Regions from separate parts of the Homo sapiens genome. Here all the other regions are linked to region 5. A link is a loop called in an ENCODE intact Hi-C map of the cell type or tissue named here. Cell type or tissue: heart left ventricle. All regions are shown on one strand.

Region 1 (4,000 bases), 90 kb after region 5:
GCTAATTTTTGTATTTTTAGTAGAAACGGGGTTTCACCATGTTGGCCAGGCTGATCTCAAACTCCTGACCTCAGGTGATCCACCCACCTCGACCTCCCAAAGTGCTGGGATTACAAGCATGAGCCACCTCACCCGGCCAGGAGGGTTTTAGAAACTTGCCCAAGGGCCACCCAGCTAGTTTAAGTGGCTGGACTGCAGCTGGAGCCTGGGTCCAACTCCAAAGCCACACCTTCTCCACTGTCCTACTGGGATGCCTGTGTCCCAGGCAAAGAGGTGGCGGCAATGGTCTACAATATCCTTTCTCTCTAGGACAGTCAGGTACAGCTCTCCCAAGCAGGGCAGGGAGCCAGCCCCCCTTCCCCCTCCCCGACCTCCCCAGCCCCGCCCCAAAGACACCACAGATCCGGGACAGCATAGAGACAGGGCAGCTGGATGACACTTTCTTGGCCCCAGACCTAGGCCCTGGGGGATCCCCTGAACCCACTGGAGAGTGTGCAGGGCTGGCCCCTGTCCCCAAGATCCCAGGCTCCCCATTTCTCCCAGGTGTCCTGCTTTTTATCTCATCTTCATGTTGAGGCCGTTTTATTTGACCCTCAAAGAGGAAGACCAGCTTCTAGGGCTGTCCCCGCCCCAGGACCAAGAGTCCTGCAGGGCTAAGTCTCCCACTGTGCATGTCACACACTGCACAACTAACTCCAGGGGGTGCCGCTCATATTTGAAATCACAGTCAATGCTTGAAGTCACGACAGTTTTCCAGAAGATGGCATTAAGGATCTCGAAGAAGGGGGCATTTTCTAATCCATACAAACTTGCTTTTGGGCTTGTGGTGGAGGTCGATCCTGTCTCAGCAGCCCCTACTTTCCTCCCCCGGACCCTGTCAAAGAATTCTAGCACAGTGCCCACAACCCCTCGCTTTGGGGTCCTAAAGGGAAGGGCCTGCATTGCCAGAGCCCTGGTCCCTTGAAGTGTGTGTTAGAATGTTCCAATAGAGGCCTGGCACAGTGACTCACACCTGTAATCCCAGGACTGAGATGGGAGGCTGAGGTGGGTGGATCATGAGGTCAGGAGTTCAAGACCAGCCTGGCCAACATGGTGAAACCCCATTTTGCCGGAGGCTCCCCGGCAAAAATACAAAAATTAGCTGGGCATGGTGGCTCATGCCTGTAATCTCAGCTACTCTGGAGGCTGAGGCAGGAGAATCACTTGAACCCAGAGGTGGAGGTTCCAATGAGGGAAAATCCCGCCATTGCACTCCAGCCTGGGCAACAAGAGCAAAAACTCCCAGGCGCTAGACAAACAGAAGACAGTCACCTGTCGGCTAACAAACGTTTATTGCTGTATTATTCCTTTATCTCTGGTGAGAATGAACACCTTACTTGACATCTTTACCCCTGAGTCTCTGCCCAGCAGGGCCCATGTTCCTATCCCTGTGTATCCAACCCCTTTGGTCTCTGTGAGTGTTTAATGGGGTGGTGGCAGTATTGGGCTTTCTGTGGTGGCTCCATCTCCACCCAGGTGTTGCTGATTGAAATAGCTCGAAAATTACTTTGACCCTCCTGCTGGCAGACCCACCTCCACCCTTCAACTTCTCCTCTCCCACCACCCCAAGAGTCCCAGATGCCCTTCCCCCACCCACCCCATCCTGCTCGCTCAGGCCTAGTCACCTCCTTAGTTGCTCCACCTGTCAGCGCCTTCTGCACCCAGAGCTGGGATGAGAAATGGAAAATTCCCAGCTCCCTTGTGCTCCCTTCCTGGCTGCAGGACCTTATCCAGGGGTCACCTTGAATTGAGTGCTGATCCCCCTGCAGGAAAGCAAGTCTGAGCTGACAGCCAGGAGGGAGGGCTTACAAGGGAGTCCAGGGATGTGGGCTGCAGCGCCTTGAGGCCCCTGCTCCAAGGGGGGCCCAGCTGGGGGCTGGAGGGCAGGACTGGGGATCCCGCCACAGCGCCAGAGTGCAGGGGTGCAAGGGTGGGTCGGGAGCCTCAGGGCAAGAGCCTGGGGCCTGAGGGGTGGGAGAGGGAGCCTTGGAGGATGAGGTCAGCACAAGGGCCTGCGCAGGTGGGGCCTGAGAGTGGGGCTTGAGGGAGAGCCAGGTTCTGGGACCAGGAGCCCAACGTCGTGGAGCCAGCCTGGAGCCCGGCCCTGGGGGCTGTTGAGCCAGGCCTGAGTCGCCCTCTGGTGGCCACTTCCCAGACTGCAGCCAGACCCTGTCACCCCAGACTCCCAGCCCTCTTCCAAGCCCTGTTGCTCCTCTTCCCAGTGTCCCTTCTCCAAGCTCACTTCCCTTCCTCTCCTCAAACCCTCGCTTCCTCTGAGACCCCAGACCCAGGTCCCAGGCCCATAGGCGATTTTTTTTTTTTTTTTTTTAAGACAGAGTTTTGCTCTTGTTGTCCAGGCTGGAATTCAGTGGCACGATCTCGGCTCACTGCAACCTCCGCCTCCCAGGTTCAAGCGATTCTCCTGCCTCAGCCTCCAGAGTAGCTAGGATTACAGGCACCCCCCACCATGCCCAGCTAATTTTTTGTACTTTTAGTAGAGCCAGGGTTTCACCATGTTGGCCAGGCTGGTCTCAAACTTCTGACCTCAGGTGATCCACTCGCCTCAGCCTCCCAAAGTGCTGGGATTACAAGCGTGAGCCACCACACCTGGCTTTTTTTTGAGACAAGATCTCACTCTGTCGTCCAGGCTGGAGTGCAGTAGCACGATCTCGGCTCACTGCAACCTCCACCTCCTGGGTTCAAGCGATTCTCCTGCCTCAGCCTCCTGAGTAGCTGGAATTGCTGGCACCCTCCACCACGCCTGGCTAATTTTTGTATTTTCAGTAGAGATGGGGTTTCTCCATGTTGGCCAGGCTGGTCTCAAACTCCTGACCTCAAGTGATACACCCACCTTGGCCTCCCAAAGTGCTGGGATTACAGGTGTGAGCCACCACGCCTGGCCTTTACGCTGTATTCATCTTCTAGGGCTTTGGGCTCAGTTTCTGTTGCCATGGTAACCTTTCCCATTTTTGGTCTTCTCTGGAGACTCAGGGACCCTCTGGCCAGATCCCAGGGGTCACCCATGATGTGAGCCTTGTGGGGTTTTTTGGTGGGAGAGCGCTCATGATCTATGGAAGACCACGAGCACGTCAGAACGCCCCCTACCCCAGCCACCTCCACCCTCTTTCCCAAGGCCTTGAGTGACGGAGGGGACAGAATGGGGTCGGAGGTGGCGAGGGGCCTCCGAAGGCCAGCCCCTTCCTCTCCCTTCACACCCTTCACTCCCCGCTCAGACCCAGGCTTCTGCCCCACGCCCCTCCCCTGGCCCAGCCACCAGCTGACTTCCTCGGCCGGCCCCCTCCCCTCCACTCTGGGATTGGTGCCAGGGTGAGAAGGGGACACTGGCACTGACCGTGTCTGGGAATTCCCGCCCACCGAGGAGCTGAAAGGAGGGGGGGTCCCCGTGTCCCCAAGGAGCCAATAGCAGCCAGGCCTTGCCCTTGGGGGGGTGGTGTATATCTTTCAGGCCAGCACCCCCGAGGCACTGTCTCCTCTCTGCCTGCCTGGCACCAGCCAGACCCTGCTCTGCCCGGGGGGCTCTGAGCCCCCCAGGCATTCCCTTCACTGCATCCCTCTCCATTGGGGGGGTGTCTAAGGACCCTTTCCCCTTGGGCATGGCCCAGCCAGGGGTCTCTGTCAAGTCCCTGGTGTCGTCTTATGAGACCCGAGTGGTGGGGATGGCTCCGGGGCTGCCCCGAAAAAGGGGCTGTGCCTCTTCCCCTTGCTCTCCCCGGGGTGCATCCCCCATCCGAGGGACATCTGGGCCCCCGCCCCACCGGGGCCTGGGAGGCCCTGGGCAGCGGCCTTCAACCCGCAGGGGGATGGACAAAACCCTCCTCTCCCTCATTCTCTACTGTCACAGGTACAGGGGGGTGTGGGCGGGAGGCTGTGGTCCAAGAAACCAGCACCTGGGAAGGCTTCTCCTCTCCTCCCCTCACCTTCCTGTGTCTCTCCAGTGGCT
Region 2 (4,000 bases), 120 kb before region 5:
CTTCTTGCCTCTCAAGGTATCTGTGAGGAGGCGAGGGTGGGAACCTGCCCTTCCGGGGTCCTCTTCCTCCCCACCCACCCCAGCTGTTCTCTGCTCCCCACCCCGGCCCCATGCAGAAGGGCCCCAAGGAGCCCATTCCTGAGGAGCAGGAGCTGGACTTCCAAGGGTTGGAGGAGGAGGAGGAACCTTCCGAAGGGCTAGAGGAGGAAGGGCCTGAGGCAGGTGAGCCGCGGGGTGCCCAGCGGGCCTGGGGCTGGGCCGGGCAGGCACTGGTGTTCTTTGCCGGGCTGGGCATTGGCTGCCCACCTACCTGTAGAATCAGGCTACTTAGATCTGGAAGAAGAGTGCTGAGAGGTGGGGAGGAACCAGGGGGTAGCAGAGCCATGTCTTCAAGGCAGTGTACCAGATAGAAATCAGGCGTAATCAAAATGACCTTTGAAAGTCCCTTGAAGAAGCTGTAGAACCTGGAGTGACGTCTGCGGTGTTGTGTGGTGTTGTGCGATGTTGTGATATGTTCCTGCCGCGTCTGGCAGCGTGGAGGCGAGGGTCAGGGCACCGCATTCCCTCTGCCATTAGTTGAGTTGACCCAAGTGAAGTGGTGGACTCGGCCTAAGGGAGTGTGACCCGCGGTTCCAGCCACACTCAAGGGCTTGTGCTAACTCGCGTGGCAGGCCCAGCCCTTGGTTCTGAACTCTGGCCATCTCCCTCTTCTAGGTGGGAAAGAGCTGACCCCACTGCCTCCTCAGGAGGAGAAGTCCAGCTCCCCATCCCCACTGCCCACCCTGGGCCCACTCTGGGGGACAAACGGGGATGGGGACGAAACTGCAGAGAAAGAGCCCCCAGCGGCCGAAGGTAGGAAGGGAGGATGGCCTACCTCCCGGGTGCGCTGGGGCTGTGGGAGAAAGTGCTCCCCACTCGTGGGGGTGGGCACACAGGGCATTCACATTGAGGAGCCATGGCAAGAGCGTGGTGTTCTGGAGTGAGAGTAGGCGAAAGCTATCTTGTCTCCTCCCCGCCCTTCTTTCCACCTCCTATCTCATGCCTTCCAGATGATATTCGGGGGATCCAGCTGAGTCCCGGGGTGGGCTCCTCTGCTGGCCCACCCGGAGATCTGGAGGATGATGAAGGCTTGAAGCACCTGCAGCAGGTGTGGGGGCCTGAGAAAGCGGGAGGGACCCTTCCCACTTCTGACCTGACCTGCTTGGCCCCAGCCCCGGCCCCAGCTCAAGCTCCATCCCCATCCCCATCCTGATGTTGCTGAGATTGGCAGCTGAGCCTTTCTTCTTTTTCTGGGCATCCAGGAGGCGGAGAAGCTGGTGGCCTCCCTGCAGGACAGCTCCTTGGAGGAGGAGCAGTTCACGGCTGCCATGCAGACCCAGGGCCTGCGCCACTCTGCAGCCGCCACTGCCCTCCCGCTCAGCCATGGGGCTGCCCGGAAGTGGTTCTACAAGGACCCACAGGGCGAGATCCAAGGTACCTGTGTGGGATGGGAGGGCTGCTCAAGGCCGTTCTGGTTCAGGGTGTCTCTGGCATACCCTGTGACCCCAGTGGTTCTCCCGCTCCCTCGCTCCCTGTCCAGGCCCCTTCACGACACAGGAGATGGCAGAGTGGTTCCAGGCCGGCTACTTTTCCATGTCACTGCTGGTGAAGCGGGGCTGCGATGAGGGCTTCCAGCCGCTGGGCGAGGTGATCAAGATGTGGGGCCGCGTGCCCTTTGCCCCAGGGCCCTCACCTCCCCCACTGCTGGTGAGCCGCTTCTCCCCTGCATGGAGGGACAGGGTGTGAGGGGTGCCGGCAGGAGTCCAGCAGAGTCCCCTCCTCCCTGCTGGGGGCACTGGCCGAGCTCTCACCTGAGCAGGGAAACATGGACCAGGAGCGGCTGAAGAAGCAACAGGAGCTGGCCGCGGCGGCCTTGTACCAGCAGCTGCAGCACCAGCAGTTTCTCCAGCTGGTCAGCAGGTATGGGGGGCCTGGGGTGGGCTGGGAGAAGGCCCGGCGCTGGCTCTGTGGCCCACCATCTCCACTGTCCCATTTGCAGCCGCCAGCTCCCACAGTGCGCGCTCCGAGAAAAGGCAGCTCTGGGGGACCTGACACCGCCACCACCGCCGCCGCCACAGCAGCAGCAGCAGCAGCTCACGGCATTCCTGCAGCAGCTCCAGGCGCTCAAACCCCCCAGGTGCGTGGTGCGTGCGAGCCCTCAGGATACAGGGTGGGGGGGGGATGGGGGCAGACCAGAGATGGATTTGGGGTCCTAAGAATCCACAATTTGCTCCTCAGAGGCGGGGACCAGAACCTGCTCCCGACGATGAGCCGGTCCTTGTCGGTGCCAGATTCGGGCCGCCTCTGGGACGTACATACCTCAGCCTCATCACAGTCAGGTGTGTGGCCTGACTGGTCCCCACCCCCAAGGCAGTCTCCGGGTGAAATGGGGTCTGGGGTCTGCTCCCCACCCCCACACGCCCCTAGCTGCCATTCTGGCTGGGGAGCCCACTGCTGCGGCTGGACTAGATCAGTGGGCCCAAGTGCCCACCTGCAGCCGCCTCTGCCCCCCTGCCCCCTGCAGGTGGTGAGGCCAGTCTTTGGGACATACCAATTAACTCTTCGACTCAGGGTCCAATTCTAGAACAACTCCAGCTGCAACATAAAGTGAGTGGGCATCCTGGGGCTGAGGCCCTGGGAATGAAGGGTGGACCGAGGCAGGCCCCAGGCTGTCCCCTGCAGCTCTCCCCTCTGATGGGCCACTGGTCTCAGTTCCAGGAGCGCAGAGAAGTGGAGCTCAGGGCGAAGCGGGAGGAAGAGGAACGCAAGCGTCGAGAGGAGAAGCGCCGCCAGCAGCAGCAGGAGGAGCAGAAGCGGCGGCAGGAGGAGGAAGAGCTGTTTCGGCGCAAGCACGTGGGTGCTCCCAAGCCTCAGCTGGCTGGGTGGACAACCCTCGCCAGGTCCCCTCACCATGTCCCCCTCTTAGGTGCGGCAGCAGGAGCTATTGCTGAAGTTGCTACAGCAGCAGCAGGCGGTCCCTGTGCCCCCCGCACCCAGCTCCCCGCCCCCACTCTGGGCTGGCCTGGCCAAGCAGGGGCTGTCCATGAAGACGCTCCTGGAGTTGCAGCTGGAGGGCGAGCGGCAGCTGCACAAACAGCCCCCACCTCGGGAGCCAGCTCGGGCCCAGGCCCCCAACCACCGAGTGGTGAGCAGGCCGGGAACCTCCCGGGCTCCCCCTACAGTTTCCAGGGTGGCACAGGGAGGGGGATACTGAACCCAGACTTGTGCAGCCCCAGCCCCAGTCCCAGCCTCTCCTGTGATGGCAACAGCTCTTGTGGCCCTCACCTCACCTGTCTCCCTTTGCCACCTAAACAAGCCTCCCCATCCGCTTTTCTGGGGTGCCTTTGTTTGAGCCACTCTGATCTTCTGCCATCTGTAGCAGCTTGGGGGCCTGGGCACTGCCCCCCTGAACCAGTGGGTGTCTGAGGCTGGGCCACTGTGGGGCGGGCCAGACAAGAGTGGGGGCGGCAGCAGCGGCCTGGGGCTCTGGGAGGACACCCCCAAGAGCGGCGGGAGCCTGGTCCGTGGCCTCGGCCTGAAGAACAGCCGGAGCAGCCCATCTCTCAGGTGGGCGTGGCACCTGGAGGCTCCGGGATGGCCCTGAGGGGGAAGGTGGCAGACCCCCCCAACCCCTGCCAGCTGATTTCCAACCCTGACTCACCCTCCCCCTTCAGTGACTCATACAGCCACCTATCGGGTCGGCCCATTCGCAAAAAGACGGAGGAAGAAGAGAAGCTGCTGAAGCTGCTGCAGGGCATTCCCAGGCCCCAGGACGGCTTCACCCAGTGGTGCGAGCAGATGCTGCACACGCTGAGCGCCACGGGCAGCCTGGACGGTGGGCGAGCGGCTCCCAGGAGGTGGGCGGGACCTGGGTCTCCAGACCCGGCCAGGGGGCCCTGACAGCCTTCGCTCATCCTGCAGTGCCCATGGCTGTAGCGATCCTCAAGGAGGTGGAATCCCC
Region 3 (4,000 bases), 76 kb after region 5:
TCCAGCTTGGTTTTTCGGTAGAGGAGGTTCATCTCGTGGGGCAGGAGGTGGGGGCTGGGGGGCCCTGCTCAGTGCCACCAGGCCCGGGGGGCGGCCCTCCCTGGGTCCCGGATCCACTGGCGGGCGGGGTGGGTGAGAACGGAAAAAAAAGAAAGGTGGGATGGGTGGGGGCCAGGGATGAATGAAAGAGAGAAAACGGAGAAGAGACATGACTCGGGTCCTCAGAGAGGAAAACACAGACAGAAAACCCAACACAGCTTCGAGGACCCACAGACAGACAGACACAGACCCCGACAAAGGTGTTCAGAGCCCCAAATACACACTCTGGAGAGACCAGGTCAACACAGATTCCCTTCTTGTGTAAAGACATCCCGATCCACCACCCATACAGGCCCCACAAACGGACTGCAACCCCTCAGCTACACAAGTACACATTCAGACACACAAACCACGGAGCCACCGACCCACATCTACAGACAGAGGACCAGACGCAGAGATTGGCATAGGTAAACAGAAACCTAGGGATAGACAGGCACACAGACATAAACACCCACAGACACACCCACAGACCTCCAGACACACACAAATCTGCTACACAGAACTGGACACACCTACAGGCAGAGTTATGCCCAGGGCCTACTTGCGTACATTGCACCCCACTGGGAAAAGGGGAGATGGTCAGACTCTCCCCCCTATCTTGGGCTGTAGGGGGATCTCATGAGGGCAGGGTGGGGACGCTGAAGGAAGGATGGGAGACACCCTGAGTTGGGTATCTAAAATACCACCCATCCATCTATCTCCACTGCCTGCCTTCCCCCACTTCCAGTCCTTCCCCGGGCCTGGGCCTTGGTCCACCCCGATTCTGGCTCCCTGGCCCTTTAGCAATGGTTTAGTCTCTGCCTCCCTCCCTCGCTGATGGCCCCAATCACCTTCTTCTTCCTCCAGGATTTGGGAGGCCCCCTGGTTTTCCTCTTCCAGTCCCCGCCCCTCAATCCCACCCGGGGGGCTCCAGTCTGGCCCCACTGCTACCTTCTGGGCTGCGGCCTCCATACCTGCTCCGGTTTTCCTTCCCCCAAACCCACACTCTTCTTTTCGCCTTCAGCCTCACTTCTCCTCCCAGGCGCCCCTCCTTACAGCCGTCCTCCCCCTTCCCCTGTTCCAAACCTGGCCTGCTTCATCCCCCTTCTCCATCCAAGGGCCCCAGGTTCCTGGCACCCCTCCCCTTCCCCTTGTCCTGCTACCCTGGGCTTCTCCGCCTTTCGCTCCGCCAATCCTCCCTGTCCCTTGTCCCCCCACCCCAACCTTCCTGCACCAAGCCTCCCCAGGTTCTCCATCACCGTACCTGGCCTGCCGGGCGCCGGCCCCCCCATGCCGGGCTCCGCCCGGAGCAGGAGGAGGGAGGAGGAGAGACAGAGACAGACCGGGGGGAGCGAAGCTGGGCCCTGCCGCAGAGACAGCCCCGCCTCCGGGTCCGCCCCCAGACCCGCCCCCGGCCCCAAACCCACCCTTCCACACCCTCCAAGGACGGAACGGGAGCGGCCGTGCGGCGCGGGGCCGTGGGGCTGGGGCGCGGGGCGGGGGAGCCGCGGAGCCTGCGGGGGCAGATTCGGAGGAAGGTCGTGGGGCGCTGGGGGCCCGGCGCCAGCCCGTCGCGGTCTTTGGGCGTCCGCTCCTCGCCGCCCCTCGCCCCCTGCCCGGCCGGTCGGTGCTGAGTTCGGTCTCCCCGGCCCCGGCGGAGCGGCGTGCGGCGGCGCCCCCCAGCGGCAGCCTGGGGCCCACGCCCCCGCACCGTGTACCCCGTGCACCCCGTGCAACCCGTACGCCCGGCGCGCCCCGGGTCCGCACCCAGCGTCGGTCCGGGGCCGAGGCTGCGGCTGCGGGGCCCGGGGTGCAGTGAGGCGCTGGGGCCGCCAGGGGGTGCCGCTTTCCGGGCCGAGGGGCTCCGAGGGTGGGGAACGGGACGGGCGGCGGCTCAGCCCAGCAGGGGGCGTGCTCCGGCGGCCGCGCCCCCTTTCCCCACCGCCCCCAGGTGCCAGGAGAGCACCTGAGTTGGCTCGCGGGGGAATCGGCTGCCTCCCCCTGCAGCCTCCCGGGGGTGCCCGGATCTCGTTCCACCGTCTGGGCTCAAAGCTATCCGCCCCCGTGGCCCGAGTCCTCCTCTCGTGACCTTTGACTCCCCCGGCGCCGCTCGCAACGACCAGGGTCGACCTGAGTGTGGCCACCGCGGCTACCACCCTGGCACTGTCGGGGGGCCGCTACGGGACGTGACCTCGACCTCCCCTTTTCTCATTTATCTTTTCTTTTCTCATTATCTCCCCTAGAAATAACTCCCTCTGAAATCCCTTGGGCTCACAGCTCTGCAGCGGGGGTAAATCAGCTCGAGAAGACCTCGGTTGTACCTTCCACGGGCTGGAAAATGGGCACGGCAAAGATAGGCACGGCCTGATCCCTGGAGCCTGCGAATGCTACTTTCCATGGCAGCGTCTTTGCAGTCTTGCTGTGTGGCTTTAGGCAGATCGTGCAACCTCTCTGAGAGACGCTTTAGTCCGGGGATGTCCACTCTTTTAACTTCCCTGGGCCACATTGGAAGAAGAATTTGTCTTGGGCCACACATAAAATACTCTTAACACTGGCGGGGCGCGGTGGCTCACGCCTGTAAATCCCAGCACTTTGTGAGGCCGAGGCTGGTGGATCACCTGACATCAGAAGTTTGAGACCAGCCTGGCCAACGTGGCAAAACCCCGTGTCTACTAAAGATAGAAAAAATAAGCTGGGCATGGTGGCCTGCGCCTGTAATCCCAGCTACTCGGGAGGCCAAGGCAGGAGAATCGCTTGACCTGGAAGGCAGAGGTTGACGTGAGCCCAGATCGGGCCACTGCACTCCAGCCTGGGTGAGAGAGAGAGACTTTGTCTCAGAGAAAAAAAAAAAAAAAACGAAAACAAAAACAAAAACCAAAACTTAGGCGTTTTAAGAAAATTTACCAATTTGTCTTGGGCCACAAGCTGCCCGTGCGGTTGGACAAGCTGGCTTTAGTCCATTCTTTGGAAGGGGAGGGGTAGTAAAATAATACCAAAGTGCCTTGTAAATTGTAAAAGGTCCCACATATTATAGGCTATTAAGAATGCTCCCAGGGGAGGGAAATATTAAAACACTTAAAACCCATTTCACATTTATACCTTTAGTATGATTAGTTTATATGTATAGGCCGGGAGCAGTGGCTCACGTCTGTAATCCCAGCACTTTGGGAGTCTGAGGCATGCAGATCACTTGAGGTCAGGAGTTCGAGACCAGCCTGGCCAACATGATGAGACGCCCATCTCTACTAAAACTACAAAAATTAGCCAGGCGTCGTGGCGGGTGCCTACAATCCTGGCTACTCGGGAGGCTGAGGCAGGAGAATCACAACCTGGGAGGCGGAGGTTCAGTGAGCTGAGATCACGCCACTGCACTTCAGCTTGGGTGACAGAGCAAGACTTCATCTCAAATTAAAATATAAAAATTTGTATGTATTTACTCAACAAACATTTCTGCAGAGATCAACAATGTGCCAGGGCCTCTAGACTCAGATACCAGTGCCTGAGGCAGAGAAAGAGACTGCCCAAAGATAATTTTTGAATAGTTTGTAGCAAGTCAGCAAGAAGGAAGGAGGGTCTGGGGAAGGAGGGACCAAGGCTGTGTTCTGAATGTTGCTAGAGGAGAAAAGGTTCTGTAAGGGACAGAGGGATGCAGTCTAGAGGGGTAGGGAGCAGGTGGGAGGCTGCTTCCCAGACTTCACTACTTGGGAGGCCCACAGACTTGGGCTATGGCAGCCGTTGTTACTATGGCTTAAGGGAGAGAAACAGAAGTGTGGATGCTTCTAACAAAGAGATAAAGAATAAATACATAAAGAGGGTAGGTATTGCATTGTTTTATTTTTACGTACCCCTAAAGAGGGGTTAGAGGCCGGGCGTGGTGGCTTATGCCTGTAATCCCAGCACTTTGGGAGGCCGAGGCGGGCGG
Region 4 (4,000 bases), 51 kb after region 5:
GGCTAATTTTTGTATTTTTAGTAGAGACAGGGTTTCTCCATGTTGCCCAGGCTGGTCTCAAACTGCTAACCTCAAGTGATCCGCCCGCCTGCCTTGGCCTCCCAAAGTGCTGGGATTACAGACAGGAGCCACTGCGCCTGGCCTGCATGTCTTCTTTGATCTGGCCCCACCCTCCTTTACTTACTCTGTTCCTTCAAATTGGAATGTCCTTCAGCCTCCACATCTACAACAATGGCTGGAATTGTCTCCGTTCTTCAAGGCCTGATTATAATTCCATCATCTTCATGTAACCTTTTTTTTTTTTCTTCATCCTACTCTTCAACTGATGGAGCACAAAGTCTGGTAGAGGAGATAAAGGAGACAATTGGGTTCTGTCTTGCAATGTGATAACACTCTGGTGGGTGTGTGCACAGAGTCCTAGGAAGGCAGGAGGGTGAGGTAGAAACTGTTGGGTTAGTTGAAAGATAGAAAATTGCACACTCCAGTTGACTTCCACTTCTGAGGGCTTAGAACTCCATGAGGAGGCATCGATTTCATCTTAAAGGATCCCTTTCTACACTCATTTCTTTTCTTTCTTCTCTTTCTTTTTTTTTTTTTTTTGTTTTGTTTTGTTTTTAGAGACTGGGTCTTATTCTGTCACCCAGCCTGGAGTGCAGTGGTGTGATCGTAGTTCACTGCAGCCTCCAACTCCTGGGTTCAAGTGATCCTCCCATCTCAGCCTCCCAAATAGCTGAGACTACAAGTTTGCATCACCATGCCTGGCTAATTTTTTTTACTTTTGGTAGACACAAAGTCTCACTCTGTTACCCAGGCTGATCTCGAACTCCTTGCCTCAAGCAATCTTCCCACCTCGGCCTCCGAAAGCACTAGAATTTCAGGCATGAGCCACCACACGTGGCCTAACCTGCTGTTTTCTCAAGAGCAGGACAGTTTTTAATTTCTGGACCTATCGCATCTAGCAAGGTTCCTGGCCAGAAAAAGTGAAAATAATTTTTTTTTTTTTTTGGAGACAGAGTCTCGCTCTGTTGCCCAGGCTGGAGTGCAGTGGCGTGATCTTGGCTCACTGCAACCTCCACCTCCTGGGTTCAAGTGATTCTCCTGCCTTAGCCTCTAGAGTAGCTGGGATTACAGGCATGCGCCACTACGCCTGGCTAATTTTTTTTTTTGAGATGGAGTCTCACTCTGTTGCCCAGGCCAGAGGGCAGTAGAGTGATCTCGGCTCACTGCAACCTCTGCCTCCCGGGTTCTAGCGATTCTCCTGCCTCAGCCTCCAGAGTAGCTGGGATTACAGGCACCCACCACCATACCCGGCTAATTTTTGTATTTTTAATACAGACAGGTTTTCACCATCTTGGCCAGGCTGGTCTTGAACTCCTGACCTTGTGATCCACCTGCCTTGGCCTCCCAAAGTGTTGGGATTACAGGTGTGAGCCACCACACCCTGTTGCCTGGCTAATTTTGTATTTTTAGTAGAGATGGGGTTTTTCTATGTTGGTCAGGCTGGTCTCAAACTGCTAACCTCAAGTGATCCGCCTGCCTCGGCCTCCCAAAGTGCTGGGATTACAGGCATGAGCCACCACACCTGGCTGGGACTTGCTTTTAATAAACTAAATGTGATGGAAATGACAGTGTGTGATTTCTGGGGCTAGGTCATAAAAGACATTGTGCTTCTGCCTTGCTCTCTCTCTCTCAGAGCCCCCACTCCGGGGGCAAGCCAGCTGCCGCATCACGAGGACATCCACGCAACCTATAGAGCTGCTCAGGAGGAACTGAGGCCGGCTGCCAATAACCAGCACCAACTTGCCTGCCGTGTGAGTGAGCCATCTGGGAAACCAAGCCTCCAGCCTCCATGAAGCCTGCAGGTAACGTCAGCCCTCCAGTCTTCCGGTCTTCCAGCTGAGGCCCCACACGTCGTGGAGCAGAGCCAAGCCAATCCCGTCATGCCCTGAATTCCTGATCCACAGAACTGCGAGAGAATACATGAAAATTGTTTTAAGCCACTACGCTCTGAGATAGTTTGTTATGCAGCAGACAACAACTGATGTAACAGTGGCAGGTGTACACGGAGTGCCAAGGGAATGCAAAGAACGGACACTTAGGGGCTTGGAGTGGTGGCTCATGCCTGTAATCCCAGCACTTTAGGAGGCTGAGGCATGAGAATCACTTGAAACCAGGAGTTCAAGACCAGTTTGGGCAACATACGAGACCCCTGTCTCTACAAAAAAATTTTAAAAATTAGCTGCCCACACTGGCACATGCCTCTAGTCCCAGCTACTCTGGAGGCCGAGGCAGGAGGATGGCTTGAGTCCAGGAATTGGAGGCTGAAGTGAGCTATGACTGCACCACTGCACTCCAGCCTGGGAGACAGAGTGAGACTGAGACCCTGTCTCAAAAAATATATATATTATAAATACTTAATTCTAAATTTTATGATATAATTGTATTGAGAGGATAGGGGAAGGGAAAGAGTTTTGTGTGGGGGTGTAAAAGTTAAATCCTCATTTCCTGTTTTAAGAAATCATAGATCGTATCTAAAATAGAAAAATCAAGGAATAGCTATACAAGCAAGTTATTTAGAAACTGGAGCTGGGCTCATGCCTGTAATCTCAGCACTTTGGGAGGCCGAGGCAGGAGGATCACCTGCGGTCAGGAGTTCAAGGGTAGCCTGGCCAACATGGTGAAACCCCATCTCTACAGAAAATACAAAAATTAGCCGTGTGTGGTGGCACGCGCCTGTAGTCCCAGCTACTCAGGAGGCTGAGGCACGAGAATCGCTTGAACCCAGGAGGCGGAAGTTGCAGTGAGCCAAGATCATGCCACTGCACTCCAGCCTAGGTGACAGAGCAAGACTCTGTCTAAAGAAAAAAAAAAAAAAAACAGAAAAGAAACCAAGAGGCATATACTGGAAGAAACAACTGAAGAAGTTGGTTGAATCCAAGAAGCAGGTCAAGAGTAGAAAGAGCAGGGATTGCTTTTCACCATTGTTAACCTTTTAGTACAATTTGACTCTTAAAATTATGTATGTGTATAACTTGACAAAATAAAAACAAACTAAAAAAAGGTCAGAGAGAAGGAGCAATAAAATAGGAGATTTAGGTGGAGCGATGGAACATGTTGTTCTTTGTATTTTATTTTATTTATTATTATTATTATTATTATTATTATTTTGAAACAGAGTTTCCCTCTTGTTGCCCAGGCTGGAGTGCAGGGGCGCGAGCTCAGCTCACCACAACCTCTGCCTCCTGGCTTCAAGCAATTCTCCTGCCTCAGCTTCCCGAGTAGCTGGGATTACAGCCATGTGCCACCACGCCCAGATAATTTTGTATTTTTAGTAGAGATGGGGTTTCTCCATGTTGGTCAGGCTAGTCTCGAACTCCCAACCTCAGGTGATTCGCCTACCTTCACCTCAGGTGATTCACCCTCCCAAAGTGCTGGGATTACAGGCGTGAGCCACCACACCCAGCCTGTTCTTTGCATTTTAAATTAAGGGGCAGGGCACATCAAACTATTTAATATGTGCAATGAACAATAAAATATATCCTTAGGATTTATATGGGGCAATTATAGAGCAAAGATACAGGAAGAGATCGATGTCAGGAGACAGTGTGATGGAGAAACAAAGGACAGAAGGAAAGAGAGGGGAAGAGATAGAAACAAATGCCAAGACCCAGGAAAACACAGAAAGACATAACCCAGCCTCATATAAACTCAAAGTGAGAAGGTGGAGAGACATAAAGAAATCCACAGGTGGCTGGGCGTGGTGGCTCACGCCTGTAATCCCAGCACTTTAGGAGGCCGAGGCGGTGGATCACCTGAGGTCAGGAGTTCGAGACCAGCCTCGCTAACATGGAGAAACTCCGTCTCTACTAAAAATACAAAAAGTAGGCGTAGTGGCACATGCCTGTAATCCCAGCTACTCCAGAGGCTGAGGCAGGATAATTGCTTGAACCCGGGAGGTGGAGGTTGCAGTGAGCTGAGATTGGGTCACTGCACCGCAGCT
Region 5 (4,000 bases):
CATCACACTCAGGAGGCTCCTGGCCTGTGCAGCCTCCAGCTATCAGCACTGTCCCTTCCCCATTTAGCCGCTGCTTCTCGGGAGGCCGCCCCAGTGCCCTGAGCCTGGAGGCACTGTTCATGGGGCCAGCCCCGCTGCGGGGTTCTCCTGCCCTGCCTCTTCTTCAGAGCCAAAAAGAAAAAGCACAGAGGGCAAGGCCCACATGGAAATCTTACAAAACAGCTGAGGGCCAAGAGTCCTGGAAATTCCAAGCAATCTTGTCTCAGGGGAAGAGGCTGAGTCCCTGTCATTTTAAGAAAGCCTCCTGTCTGCACATCAAAGTCTCGTCTCTATCTTGGGACCCTATCGACCACACTGGGCTGCTGTGAATGTAAAAGGAGGGTCCAGATGGAAAGAGGCTTTATTGACAGGACGCGGCAGTTCATGCCTGTAATCCCAATACTTTCAGAGGCCAAGGCGAGCAGATTACTTGAGGTCAGGAGTTCGAGACCACCCTTGCCAACATGGTGAAACCCTGTCTCTACTAAAAATACAAAAATTAGCCAGGCATGGTGGCAGGTGCTTGTAATCCCAGCTACTTCGGAGGCTGAAGCAGGAGAATCACTTGAACCCGGGAAGTGGAGGTTGCAGTGAGCTAGGATCACACCATTGCACTCCAGCCTGGGCAATAAGAGCGAAACTCCGTCTCAAAAAAAAAAAAAAAAGGGAGATCTGGCCAGGTGTGGTGGCTCATGCCTGTAATCCTAGCACTTTGGGAGGCCGAGGAGGGCGGATCACGAGGTCAGGAGATCAAGACCAACCTGGCTGACACGGTGAAACCCCGTCTCTACTAAAAATACAAAAAAAAAAAAAATTAGCCAGGCATGGTGGCGGGTGCCTGTAGTTCCAACTACTCAGGAGGCTGAGGCAGGAGAATGGCGTGAACCCGGGAGGTGGAGTTTGCAGTGAGCCGAGATCATATCACTGCACTCCAGCCTGGGCGACAGAGTGAGACTCCGTCTCAAAAAAAAAAAAAAAAAAAAAGGGAGATCTTCCACATGCCAGGCACTATGCATAAATAACAGCGACCCGGGCCCTAAATGGGTGAAGCTGAGAATCTAGTAGGGAAGACGAAGTGCCCAGTGCCTACCTGCTGCCAGGTCCTGAAGCCCCGCTCCCTCTCACTGAGTGTCGGCACTTGTAAGACAGTGCTCTCCTTTGCCACCTCCTTCCTAAATGCCTGGGCTTTCTAGATGAATGAGTGCTGGCTGCCAGCTTCCTCCTGGGCAAGGCTACAATGCCACTGTGCTTACTTGGTCATCAATCCTTTCTAATCCACAGGATGCAAGACAGGCTAGAAAGCCACCTGGGTGGGGCCAGGCCCAGTGGCTCACACCTGTAATCCCAGCACTTTGGGAGGCTGAGGCAAGCAGATCGCTTGAGGTCAGGAGTTTAAGACAAGCCTGGCCAACATGGCAAAACCCTGTCTCTACTAAAAGCACAAAAATAAGCTGGGCGTGGTGGTGCATACCTGTAATCCCAACTACACGGGAGGCTGAGGCACCAGAATCACTTGAACCTGGAAGAGGAAGATTGCAGTGAGCCAAGATTGAGCCACTGCACTCCAGCCTGGGCGACAGGGCAAGACTGTTTCCAAAAAAAAAAAAAAGCCAGCAGCATGGTGTTGGATCCTCTACTGACTCTCCCAGCCGAGGCCTTTCCCTGCCTGCCTGCCTCCAAGTACAGTATGTGGAATTTCCACGCAAGCACGGCTCCCTTTCCTCGGATGGCTGACTCTTTGTGCTGCTGTGGTCCTGCATGTTCCAGGAGCTTCACCCAGTGAGGACCAGGCTGGGAGAGAGGCTGCAGGCCATGCTGTGCCTCCCTGTGGACACTAGGGGGCAGAACCATCCCTAGCCCAGGCAGGGTTGGCCCTTTGCACAGAGGGTGCATTCTCACAAAGGAGGCGGTGGCCCAAGAAACACCTGCACTCCTGTTTGCTTTTCATTTCATGCACTTTTTTTTTTTTTTTTTGAGACAGGGTCTCATTCCAATTGCCCAGGCTGGAGTGCAGTGGCATGATCTCAGCTCACTGCAGCCTCGACCTTCAGGGCTCAGCTGATTCTCCCACCTTAGCCTCCTGAGTAGCTGGGACTACAGGCACGCACCACTATGGCCAGCTAATTATTTGTATTTTTGGTAGAAATGAAGTTTTGCCATGTTGCCCAGGCTGGTCTCAAACTCCTGAGCTCAGGTGATCTGCCCACCTCAGCCTCCCCAAGTGATGGGATTACAGGCATGAGCCACCACACCCGGCCTTCATGCGCTTCTTATACCACGCAGCTAGATTTCTACCCTGCCTTATCACAGTTTGAGGGAGAGAAGCAGTTTTGAAAACCCCTCTCTCCATACTCCCCCTCAGAAATATAAAAATAAAAGCAGGTTTGTCAGAAGAGACACCCACCTCTCAAAATCTCCTCTCTCAGTTCACACCCAACAGCTAAGTCACACTCACGGGAACACCTGCATGATCATGGTGTAGTGGGAAGCGGTTCTGCCAATTATCAGCATTAGATCTGGGCCAAGTTGAGCCAGTTTCCTGCAAAGGGAAGCTCTTTCCTTCCTCATGGACATAATGCATGAAGGCACCCAACAATGGCAGGATCCTCGGAAATGTTCCTTGGCTCTGGGTTTGGCTGTAGATTGACTGTTTTTGTTTTGTTTGAGACAGAGTCTTGCTCTGTCACCCAGAGTGCAGTGGCGCAATCTCAGCTCACTGCTACCTCAGCCTCCCGGGTTCAAGCAATCTTCCTGCCTCAGCCTCCCCAGTAGCTGGGACTACAGTCACGCACCACCATGCCTGGCTAATTTTTGTATTTTGGTAGAGAGGGGTTTCACCATGTAGGCCAGGCTGGTTTCAAACTTCTGACCTCAAATGATGCACCCCACTCAGCCTCCCAAAGTGCCGGGATTACAGGTATGAGCCACTGCGCCCAGTGACTGACTGCTTTTTGAGACAGCCAGATAGTGGACAAAAGGTTTAATGCTTGGGACATCCGTGGAGCTGAGCCCTTCCTTCTCTCTGAGTCTGCCCCAAAAACTGTCTTTACGGTGAAACCCTGTCTCTACTAAAAATACAAAAAATTAGCCAGGTGTGGTGGCGGGTGCCTGTGGCCCCAGCTACTCAGGAGGCTGAGGCAGGAGAATAGCGTGAACCCGAGAGGCGGAGTTTGCAGTGAGCCGAGATTGTGCCACTACACCCCAGCCTGGGTGACAGAGTGAGACTCCGTCTAAAAAAAAAAAAAAACAAAAACAAAAACAAAAAAAACTCTGTCTTTAGAGCAATCAATTGTACTGGGAAGGCATTTCAGAAGGGACGCATCTATAACAACTTTATATAGGCTGTTTCCTCGAGTGCTCCCATTCCTAGGAGCACACCTTTCTTACTAAATCGAATATTCCTGCACCAATGTACAATTCCTGCCAACAGCGCACAAGAAGGTCATTTTCCCCCACATAATACTGGCCATTATCAATCTAAAAATTTTGCCAACATGATGTGCAAAACTATCTTATCCTAGTTTGCATTTCTCTGATTAATTAGGTTGAGGATATTTTCTTTTGTTTTTTTGTTTTTCGAGACAAAGTCTCGCTCTTGTCGCCCAGGCTGGAGCGCAACAGCACGATGTCTGCTCACTGCAACCTCCGCCTCCCGGGTTCAAGTGATTCTCCTGCCTCAGCCTCCCAAGTAGCTGCTATTACAGGCGCCTGCCACCATGCCCGGCTAATATTTGTATTTTTAGCAGAGACAGGGTTTCACCATATCGGCAAGGCTGGTCTTGAACTCCTGACCTCAGGTGATCCACCTGCCTCAGCTTCCCAAACTGCTGGGATTATAGGCATGAGCCACCGCGCCTGGCCTATTTTCATATTTTTTTTTCTGGGTGTTACCTGCTTATATGTCTTGTCCATTATTATATTTTCATATTCACAGGAATTTTAAAAATACTTTATGGATACT

The links. Peaks named below come from ENCODE experiments on the same cell type or tissue, not always from the same donor. Only the 100,000 strongest peaks of a DNase experiment are listed, where the experiment ranks them.
Region 1: it touches region 5 in a loop (6-fold over the local background); 103 of 110 quality-filtered maps call a loop at or near these places.
Region 2: it touches region 5 in a loop (2.9-fold over the local background); 82 of 110 quality-filtered maps call a loop at or near these places.
Region 3: it touches region 5 in a loop (5-fold over the local background); 66 of 110 quality-filtered maps call a loop at or near these places.
Region 4: it touches region 5 in a loop (6-fold over the local background); 4 of 110 quality-filtered maps call a loop at or near these places.

The regions. Positions count from the first base shown.
Region 1 is chr7:100,467,596-100,471,595 of GRCh38, reverse strand. TSC22D4-C7ORF61 (TSC22D4-C7orf61 readthrough) reads left to right here. Exons shown (of 6, transcript NM_001395846.1): 4 at 3,996-4,000. TSC22D4 (TSC22 domain family member 4) reads left to right here. Exons shown (of 5, transcript NM_030935.5): 4 at 3,996-4,000. Among named protein-coding and RNA genes, the nearest start is that of SPACDR, 5.3 kb to the right of the region's middle. RefSeq lists silencers at 1,905-2,054, 2,095-2,264. In heart left ventricle, a CTCF peak has its summit at 2,188 (motif pointing left); a DNase peak (open chromatin) is centred at 2,155; H3K27ac peaks cover 454 bases.
Region 2 is chr7:100,682,196-100,686,195 of GRCh38, reverse strand. It overlaps GIGYF1 (GRB10 interacting GYF protein 1), which reads left to right. Exons shown (of 27, transcript NM_001375765.1): 11 at 1-16; 12 at 117-222; 13 at 715-852; 14 at 1,050-1,147; 15 at 1,302-1,473; 16 at 1,580-1,746; 17 at 1,859-1,959; 18 at 2,039-2,176; 19 at 2,278-2,378; 20 at 2,564-2,646; 21 at 2,752-2,892; 22 at 2,966-3,184; 23 at 3,419-3,606; 24 at 3,714-3,874; 1 more. Among named protein-coding and RNA genes, the nearest start is that of GIGYF1, 10 kb to the left of the region's middle. In heart left ventricle, no CTCF peak of the experiment used is centred here; DNase peaks (open chromatin) are centred at 1,705, 2,005, 3,645, 3,885 and 1 weaker place.
Region 3 is chr7:100,481,344-100,485,343 of GRCh38, reverse strand. It overlaps NYAP1 (neuronal tyrosine phosphorylated phosphoinositide-3-kinase adaptor 1), which reads right to left and starts at 1,417. Exons shown (of 7, transcript NM_173564.4): 1 at 1,343-1,417; 2 at 1-116. The coding sequence starts at 32. RefSeq lists an enhancer at 596-1,122 and silencers at 1,372-1,641, 1,814-2,029, 1,692-2,081. In heart left ventricle, CTCF peaks have their summits at 1,762 (motif pointing left) and 1,962 (motif pointing right); DNase peaks (open chromatin) are centred at 1,453, 1,923 and 2,152; H3K4me3 peaks cover 1,436 bases.
Region 4 is chr7:100,507,321-100,511,320 of GRCh38, reverse strand. LOC107986829 (a long non-coding RNA gene) reads right to left here and starts at 1,557. Exons shown (of 4, transcript XR_001745301.2): 1 at 1,520-1,557; 2 at 185-339. In heart left ventricle, no CTCF peak of the experiment used is centred here; a DNase peak (open chromatin) is centred at 1,890.
Region 5 is chr7:100,557,832-100,561,831 of GRCh38, reverse strand. All of the region lies in intron 6 of AGFG2 (ArfGAP with FG repeats 2), which reads right to left. Among named protein-coding and RNA genes, the nearest start is that of SAP25, 14 kb to the left of the region's middle. RefSeq lists enhancers at 1,728-1,777, 2,048-2,097. In heart left ventricle, CTCF peaks have their summits at 1,672 and 1,873 (motif pointing right); a DNase peak (open chromatin) is centred at 1,871.